2 separate regions of the Homo sapiens genome follow, and region 1 is linked to region 2. A link is an interaction called in ENCODE POLR2A ChIA-PET data of the cell type or tissue named here. Cell type or tissue: GM12878. All regions are shown on one strand.

Region 1 (5,000 bases), 680 kb before region 2:
CGGTTCCAGAACTAGATAGTGATGAGGGTTGCACAACATTGTGAAAGTACCAAATGCCACTGAATTGCACACTTTAAAATGGTTACAATGGCAAGTTTTGTGTTGTGTGTATTTTGCCACAATAAAAAGAATTGTCGATTGGGCCGGACTTCTAGTGATGGTGGAATGAAGAGTTCACAAACTGTCTCATGAAAAACAACTATAAAACCGGACAGAATTGTCAAAGACAGACATCTCAGGCCTCTAGAAATTGACAATGCACACAACAAATTGAGAAGTGTTTATTCATGAAAAACTGCTGAACTTCAGGTAAGAACAGTGGGAATCTGTGGTGTTTTTGCCTGGTACTCTCACCTCTCCCCTCCCTGTCCAGTATGGATGGCACAGCCATGCTACCAGGGCAGAGCTGGTTGTGAAAAACAGCAGCTTTGCTGCTGCTGGAAAGGGCTGACTTGATTTAGAATAGAGAACAAAAAACATATGCCAAGTAATATTCTCAATAAGAATATCAAGCTCAGTGGGAATTGAACTGGGAAAGCCATAGCTCTGCTAGCCTGAGGTTGCAGTCCCACTAGGCAGCCAAGCTAGAAATTTAACAAGGAGATCCCGGAAACAAAAAAACCGAAGAGGGACTGGATGAGCTCTCCCCACATCCCTGGCTGGTTGGAGGGCTGCGCCACACATGTACAGGCAAGGCCCAAAAGGGCTTTAGCTCTGCATACATTCCTGGCAGACTGGAGACTGTCCACACAAAGGAAGTACCAGAAAAGCCCATTGGAAAGGAAAACCTGGGGAAAACTTGAAAAGTGCCCAGACTTTGAAAGCACTCCTCAACCCACACACAGATTCACAGGCAAAGAGTGGAAGGCTTGCTGGCACAAAGTGTTTGAGTAAAACCTCTGACTAATCATTGGTTTACCACTGAGATATTCAGACACGAGGGTGCCCCCTAGGAAGCCAAGATTTTAAAAAAATAAGAATTAGAAAACAAACAAACAAAAAACAAAAAACACTTGAGACAGACAACTCTAAAACACCCCTAAGAGAGACAGGTTCTGCAAATTTAATCCAGGCAAGTTTCTAAAAGGCGAAACAAATAATAAACAAGCAAATAAAATCAGCCAGGTGTAGTGGCTCGTGCCTGTAATCCCAGCATGTAAGGAGTCTGAGATGGGAGGATCACTTGAGCCCAAAAGTTCGAGACCAGCCTGGGCAACATAGTGGTGATACGGAAATGCTGGTAAAGGAAGAGCATAGTCCTATTTATTTATTTATTTATTTATGAGACAGAGTCTTGCTCTGTCGCCCAGGCTGGAGTGCAATGGCGCAATCTCTGCTCACCGCAACCTCTGCCTCCTGGGTTCAAGCAATTCTGCCTCAGCCTCCCGAATAGCTGGGATTACTGGCGCCCGCCACCACGCCCAGCTAAGGTTTTGCATTTTTAGTAGAGATGGGGTTTCACCTTGTTGGCCAGGCTGGTCTCAAACTCCTGACCTCGTGATCCACCCGCCTCGGCCTCCCAAAGTGCTGAGATTACAGGCGTGAGCCACCGCGCCCTGCCCGAGCATAGTCACTTTTAAATGATACGGAAAAGGGGGAGGGAAGTGCTGGTAGAGGAGGGTGTGGTCCCTGGCTAGGGCTCCACCCCCATGAACGAGGATGAGGACAAGCATTTTTGTTTTCGTGACCAAATGCTGCATTTCCGAAGACCACCCTGACCTGCCACGCCCCCATCCTCTGCCTATAAAAACCCTGAGACCCTAGCCGGCAAACACACAAGCTGCTGGATATGGAGCGGAGCAGATCGGTGGAAGAACACAGAGGCTGCTGAAGGTAGAGAAGCGCACAACAGCGGAGGAACACACGGGTGGCTGGATGTCAAGAGCACTGCACCGACAGGAACTGGTATGCCCACAGTCCACCGACTGGCAGAACAATGCAGAGTGTGGTTCTCTGAGTGCCCGACTCCGGCGGGAAACCATCTCTCTTCTGGGTTCCCCATCTGCTGAGAGCTAGTTCCACTCAATAAAACCTTGCACTCATTCTCCAAGCCCACGTGTGATCAGATTCTTCCGGTACACCAAGGCAAGAACCCCAGGATACGGAAAGCCCTCTGTCCTTTCGACAAGGTAGAGGGTCTAATTGAGCTGGTTAACACATGCCACCTCTAGACGGCAAACTAAAAGAGCACCCTGTAACACAAGCCCACTGGGGCTTCAGCTGTAAACATTCACCCCTAGACACTGCTGTGGGGTCGGATCCCTGCAGCCTCCCCGTCTGTATGCTCCCCTAGAGGTTTAAACAGCGGGGCATTGAAGAAGTGAGCCACACCCCCATCCCACGCCCTGTGAAGGAGGACAAGGGAACTTTTTCCGTTTCAGTGGGACCCCATCTTTACAAAAAAATAATTTAATTAGTCAGGCATGGTGGCATGCACCTATAGTCCCAGGTTTTCAGGAGGCTGAGGTGGGAGGATTGTTTGAGGCCTGGGGGTGGGGGCTGAAGGCTGCAGTGAATAGTGATTCTGCCAATGCACTCTAGCCTGGCTGACAGAGGAGACCCTGTCTCAAAACGAAACAAAAAACTGACCTGCAATAAAAACAACCCTCAGGGGAAAAATCAGAATCCAGAGTCACTACAGCATATTATTTTAAAATCCAGTTTTCGACAAAAATAATGAGACATGCAAAGAAACAGGAAGATGTGACTCATACTCAGAAAAAAAAACCCGTCAATAGAAAATTGTCACTTTTCAAGACCAGGTGTTGCATTCAGCAAACAAAGACATCAAAACAGCTATTATAAATATGTTACAAAATTTATAGTAACTATGTTTAGAGAAATAAAAAAATTAATGTCAAAGACTCAACAAATAGTAAATCTCAATAAAGAACTAGAAGCTATAAACAAGAATTAAATGGAAATTCTAGAATCAAAAAGTACAATAACAAATGAAAAATTCACAAAATGAACTCAGCAGCAGACCTGAGATGTCAGAAGAAAGAATCAGTGAACTTGAAGATAGTAGAATAGAAATAATCTAATCTGAGGAAGAGAGAGAAAGATGAAACAAAAGGAATAGAACCTCAGAGATCTGTGGTATATCATGAAGCATACAAACCTGTGTCAAAGTGTGATGTCTATGGAAGTCTCAGAAAAAAGAGAGAAAGGGGAAGAAAACATACTTGAAGAAATAATGGACAAAAACTTTCCAAATTTGAAAATTCATCTACAGATTTAAAAAACCCAAGGAACTCCAAGTAAGAGAAACATAAAGAAATCCACATTTAAACACATTGTCATCAAACTGTGTTTTTTGTTATTTGTGTGTGTGTGTGTGTGTGTGTGGCTTTTTTGTTTGTTTGTTTGTTTTTTGAGACAGAGTCTCGCTCTGTCACCCAGGCTGGAGCGCAGTGGCGTGATCTTGGCTCACTACAACCTCCACCTCCCAGGTTCAAGCGATTCTCCTGCCTCAGCCTCCCTAGTGGCTGGAATTACAGGAGTGTTCCACATAGAGAAATCCTGTCTCTACTAAAAATACAAAAATTAGCTGGGTACAGTGGTCCACACCTGTAATCTCAGCTACTGGGAAGGCTAAGGCACGAGAATCGCTTGAACCTGGGAGGCGGAGGTTGCAGTGAGCCAAGATTGTGCCACAGCACTCCAGCCTGGGCAACAAAGTGAGAATCTGTCTCAAAAAAAAAAAAAAAAAAGTCAATAGATACATTAATATAGTACACTTAAAAAATGTTTTAACACAAAAGAAGGCAGTCAAGGAAGGGCAGAGAAACAGAACAGGATAAATATAGAAAACAAACAGAAAAATGGCAGTCATAAATCCAGCTATACCAATAAATACATTAAATGTGAATAGACTAGACAGAAAAAACAGACTGTTAGACTAAATGTTTTAAAAAGCAGGATTTAATTATATATTGTCTATCAGAGACACATCAAATTCAAAGACAGAAGTAGGTTGAAAGTAAAAGGATGATAAAAGATGTATCACATGAACAGGAATCCTAAGAAAGCTAAATTGGCTGTATTAATATCAGACAAAATAGGCTTTAAGATAAGAAATATTACTAGAGATAAGTATAAAAAGTACTCCTGCAACTGAGTAATAAGAAGACAAATGATCTAATTTAAAAATGGGTGGCCAGGCGCGGTGGCTCACGCTTGTAAGCTCAGCACTTTGGGAGGCCAATGTGGGTGGCTGACCTGAGGTCAGGAGTTCGAGACCAGCCTGGACAACATGGTGAAATCCCATCTCTATTAAAAACACAAAAATTAGCTGGGCAAGGTTGCAGGTGCCTGTAATCCCAGCTACTTGGGAGGTTGAGGCAGGAGAATTGATTGAACCCGGGAGGCGGACGTTACAGTGAACTGAGATCACACCACTGCACTCCAGCTTAGGCGACAGAGCAATACTCCATTTCAAAAATAAATAAATAAAAATAAAAATAAAATAAAAATGGTCAAAAAATTTGAGTAGACATTTCACCAGAGGAGAGATGAAGAGACAAAGAATTGATGAGTAAATGAAAAGATGCTCAACATCTTTAATCATTCGGTATATGCATATTAAAACCGAAACGAATATGCTACTCACATCTGTAGTCCTGGCACTTTGGGAGGTCAAGGCAGGCGGATTACTTGAGCCCAGCAGTTTGAGACCAGCCTGGGCAACATGGCAAGACATGTCTCTGCAAAACACACACACACACACACACACACACACACACACACACACACACACACACACACACACTAGCCAGGCGTGGTGGCTCTGTGGTCCCAGCTCCTTGGGAGGCTGAGGTGGGAGGATCTATTAAGTCCAAGAGGGTGAGACTGCAGTGAGCCATGATCCTGCCACTGCACTTCAGCAAAAAAAGAAAATACACTGCTGATGGGAATATAAAATGGTGGAACTACTTTGAAAAGAGTTTGACACCTACTAAAATTTTAACTCTAACTATGACCCAGCAATTCCTCTCCTA
Region 2 (5,000 bases):
AGATTACTTAGAAATGTGTTATTTAGTTTTCAAGTGTTTGAAGATCTTCCTGGAGATTGTCTTTGTGTTATTAATTCTAAGTTTGAGTCCATTTTGGTCATACACTCTGTATGATTTCAATTCTTTTAAATTTGTTGAGGTTTGTTTTATAACCCAAGATATGGTTGATCTTGATACATGTTTCATGGGTGCCTAAAAAGAATGTGTTTTTTTTGTTGTTGATGTACTATAAGTGCTGATTACATCCTGTTGGCTAATGGTAGTGTTAAATTCTATATCCTATTACAGGTGTGAGCCACACACTCAGCCCTGTTGACTTTCTGTCTAATAGTTTTTCTTGTTTTGTTTTTTGGGGTTTTTGTTTTTTTTTTGAGATGGAGTTTCACTCTTATTGCCCAGGCTGGAGTGCAATGGCATGATCTCGGCTCATTGCAACCTCTGCCTTCCAGCTTCAAGCGATTCTCTTGCCTCAGCCTACCAAGTGCTGGGTTTACAGCCGTGCACCACCACACCCAGCTAATTTTTGTATTTTTTTAGTAGAGGCGGGGTTTCACCATGTTGGCCAGGATGGTCTCAATCTCTTGACCTTATGATCCACCCACCTCGGCCTCCCATAGTGCTGGGTTTACAGCCGTGAGCCACCACGCCCAGCCTAATTTTTGTATTTTTAGTAGAGACGGGGTTTCACCATGTTGGCCAGGCTGGTCTCGAACTCCTGATCTCAGGTGATCCACCTGCCTTGGCCTCCCAAACTTCTGTGATTACAGGCATGAGCCACCGCGCCTGGCCAGGTTCACTTATTTTTCAAGTCTGTTGTTTGGTACGTACACATTTAAGTTTGGTATGTGTTCCTTTTTCTTTTCTTTTTTTCTTTTTTTTCTTTCCTTTTTGAGGCAAGGTCTCGCTCTGTCGCCCAGGCTGGAGTGCAGTAACTTATCACAGTCTACTGGTGTTGACATTTTACCAGTTTGAGTGAAAGGTAGAAACATTACCTCTATACCTCTGGAAAGTTCTACCAGATTACAAATAAAGAAAGAAACCTTTTTCTGTGTCCTTTTACTCTCCCATTATAATGTAACTATCTTAAGTATTTCCTCTACATATATGGACAGCCACTTAGACAAGCGTAATTTTTGCTTCAACTGTTGAACATAATTTAGAATACTCAAGAGGAAAAAGACAATCTATTGTATTGACCTGTATGTTTGCTCTTTTTGTCCTTTTTTCCTGCCTGATGTTCCAAGATTCCTTTTGTTACCACTCCCTTTGTTTAGAGAATTGCCTTTAGTAATCCCTATAAAGTAAATCTGCCAGTGACAAATTCCCTTAGTTTTTCCCTCATGTAAGAATGTCATGATTTCCTCCCCCACAGCCCTTCCCCCCAATTCCTGAAGGATTGTTTCACCAGGTATGGGATTCCAAGTTGATAGTTCTTTTCTTTCAGCATTTCAAAAATGTTCCAGCTGGGCGCAGTGGCTCAGGCCTGTAATCCCAGCACTTTGGGAGGCCGAGGTGGGCAGATAACGAGGTCATGAGTTCGAGACCAACCTGGCCAATATGGTGAAACTCCTGTCTTTACTAAAAATACAAAAATTAGCCAGGCATGGTGGCGCGCCTGTAGCCCCAGCTACTTGGGAGGCTGAGGCAGAAGAATTGCTTGAACCTGGGAGGCGGAGGTTGCAGTGAGCCAAGATCGCGCCACTGCACTCCACCCTGGGTGAAAGAGTAAGACTCTTGTCTAAAAAAAAAAATGTTGTTCCACTTCCTCCTGGCCTCCATGGTGCCTTACGAGAAATTCAGCATCATTTGAATTGTTTTCCCCCTATAGGTAATGTATCATTTCTCTCTGGCTGCTTTCAAGAATTTGTGGCTGGGTGCGGGTGGCTCACACCTGTAATCCCAACACTTTGGGAGTCTGAGGCGGACAGATCACCTGAGGTCAGGATTTCGAGACCAGCCTGGCCAACATGGTGAAACCCCATCTCTACTAAAAATACAAAAAATTAGCCAGGCATGGTGGTACACGTCTATAGTCCCAGCTACTTGGGAGGCTGAGGCAAGAGAATCGCTTGAACCCAGGAGGCGGAGGTTGCAGCGAACTGAGATTGTGCCACTGTGCTCCAGCCTGGACAGCAGAGGGAGACTCCATCTCAAAAAAAAAAAAAAAAAAAAAGTATATGTTGAGAAGTTTATGATGTGTTTTCTCATGGGCATATCCTGTTTGAGGTTTGCTCAGCTATGTGAATCTGTCAGTTTGTCTTTTGCAAAATTTGGGCAAATTTCGGCTATTTGTTCTTTTAATATTTCTTCTCCTTCTGTGACTCCAATGACATGAATGTTAGATCTTATGTTATTGTCTCACATGGCCCTGAGGCTCTGTTTTTTTTTTTTTCCATTCTATTTTTTTTCCCTAGTGTTCAGATTGGATAATTTGTAGTTTTCTGTCTTCAAACTCATTCTTTCCTCTGTCCTCTCCATTCTGTTGCTGAGCTTATTCATTGAGTTTTAAATTTCAATCATTGTATTTTTTATTCCTAAAATTTCCATTTGGTTCTTCTTTATGTATCGATCTGTTGAGACATTATATTTTCCAGACTTTCCATTTTTTCATTTGTTCCAAGTATGTTTGTATTTGAACACGTTATATACATTGAAGCATTTTTATGATGGCTACTTCAAAATCTTTTTCAGATAATTCTAATATCTGTGTCATTTTGGTGTTAGTGTATATAGATTATCCTTTCTTATTCAAAATTTTCTGGTTCCGGTTCAAATGACTTTAAGACCTGGACATTTTGCACATCATGTTATAAGACTCTGGATCTTATTTAATGTTTTGGGATAGGGTCTCACCTTGTCACTCAGGCTGGAGTGCAGTGGGGTCATGACTCACTGCAGCCTCAACCTTCTGGCCTCAAGCAATCCTCCCATCTCAGCCTCCCAAGTAGCTAGGACCACAGGCAGGCATCAGCATGCCCAGCTAATTTTTTTGTTTTTTGTTTTTTTGTAGCAGCAAGGTCTCCGTATGTTGCCCAAGCTGGTCTTGAACTCCTGGGCTTAAGCAATCCTCCCACCTCAGCCTCCCAAAGTGCAGGGATTACAGGCATGAGCCACTGCGCCCAGCCTCTGGATCTTACTTTATAGCTTGTGTTTCAGCAGGCCTCCTCTAACATTGCTTCTGTGGGGAAAGTGCGGATGCTACCTTATTTTTACCAGGAGGGTGTGGAAGTCCAGGTTTTCCACTTGGCCTCCATTGACACCGGTGTTGGCAGGGCTCCTTCTTACTGCTGGGCAGGGGTGGGAGTCCAGTTTCTCTATTAGGCATTCACTGATACCACACCGGCTGGGAGAGGGAGTGGGCCTCCACCGACATTGTTGGGAGAGGTGGCCTTGATTATGGATGAAAGGCCTGAGTGGATAACTAGGCCTCTTCTACATCACCCTGGTGGGGAAGGGAAGGAGTACTTCATTACAGCCTAACAAGGTTTGGAGATCTAGGCTTTCCACTTGGCCTTTGCTGATGGGGGTGAGGGTGGGGCTGGAGTAGAGGGGCTATAGTCTAAAGGCTGTCTGTCGGCTGGATGCAGTGGCTCATGGCTGTAATCCCAGCACTCTGGGAGGCTGAGGCAGGCGGATCATTTGAGGCCGAACGAAAGGCTGAGGCAGGCAGGAGAACTGCTTGAACCCGAGAGGCAGAGGTTGCAGTGAGTCGAGATCGTGCCACTGCACTCCAGCCTGGGCGACAGAGTGAGACTCTGTCTCAAGAAAAATCAAACCAAATGAAAACTAAAAATAAAAAAATCAAGGCTGTCTGTCTTTCTAGGCTGTTTATTTTCTTGTCCTTTGACTCAGAAAGCAGACTTGCAGGACACCATGGTTCACGCTTATAATTCCAGCACTTTGGGAGGCTGAGGCCAGAGGATTGCTTGAGCCCAGGAATTTGAGATCAGCCTGGGAAACAGTGAGACCCCCATCTCTACAAAAAAACATAACAAACAAACAAACAAAAAAAACAAAAAGGCCGGGCACGATGGCTCATGCCTGTAATCCCAGCACTTTGGGAGGCCGAGTCGGGCGGATCACCTGAGATCAGGAGTTTGAGACCAGCCTGACCAACATGGTGAAACCCCATCTCTACTTCTAAAAATACAAAAAATAGCAGGGCGTGATGGTGCATGCCTGTAATCCCAGCTACTCAGGAGGTGAGGCAGGAGAACTGCTTGAGCCCAGGAGGCAGAGGTTGCAGCAGTGAGCTGAGATCGCGCCAGTGCACTCCAGCCTGGGCAACAAGAGTGAAACTCCGTTTCAAAAAAAAAAAACAACTGTATTGATTAGTCAGGCATGGTGGCGCAGATCTGTAGTCTAAGCAGCTTAAGCCTGGGAGATCAAGGCTGCAGTGAGCCATGATTGCACCACTGCACTCCAGCCTGGGCGATAGAGCAAGACACTCTTTCAAAAAAAAAAAAAAAAAAAAGACAAGCTTTTCTTGGGGCTTTTGTCTGCAATCGTTGGCAGTTTTGGGTTGCTGGCTTCTCCAGTACCCATTCTGACATATATGAGGCAAAAAGAAAACTTAGGGAGGTCACTGCTGAGTCATTCCTTGGATCTGGAGGTCCCTAACCAATCTGCTTTCTTCTTGTTCAGAGTCATCTTATGTTCATTTTGTATAATATAGAGTGTTTTTGGGGTTTTTAGCTGTACTTAGCAGGAGGACTGGGGAAAAGAATATCTACTCTATCTCTCAGAAGCAGAAGTTGCTCCAGATACTTTGAAAAATTAAAGCCAGTGTTTAAAAATTCCTCAAAATGGCCAGGCATTGTGGCTCACACCTGTAATCTCCACATTTTGGGAGGGCAAGGCGGGGAGCCTAGGGGTTGGAGACCAGCCTGGACAACATGGCGAAGCCCTGTCTCTACAAAAAAATTAGCTGGCATGGGGCGGGAGCGGTGGCTCACGCCTGTAATCCCAGCACTTTGGGAGGCCGAGGCGGGAGGATCACG

The links. Peaks named below come from ENCODE experiments on the same cell type or tissue, not always from the same donor. Only the 100,000 strongest peaks of a DNase experiment are listed, where the experiment ranks them.
Region 1: POLR2A ChIA-PET joins it to region 2 with 10 read pairs; 2 of 35 experiments call an interaction of 5 or more read pairs at or near these places.

The regions. Positions count from the first base shown.
Region 1 is chr1:39,725,047-39,730,046 of GRCh38, reverse strand. No RefSeq gene overlaps it. Among named protein-coding and RNA genes, the nearest start is that of PPIE, 11 kb to the left of the region's middle. In GM12878, no CTCF peak of the experiment used is centred here; a DNase peak (open chromatin) is centred at 2,636.
Region 2 is chr1:39,048,531-39,053,530 of GRCh38, reverse strand. The region is part of intron 2 of LOC124904088 (a long non-coding RNA gene); the gene reads right to left. Among named protein-coding and RNA genes, the nearest start is that of NDUFS5, 25 kb to the right of the region's middle. RefSeq lists an enhancer at 1,068-1,569. In GM12878, no CTCF peak of the experiment used is centred here; no DNase peak of the experiment used is centred here.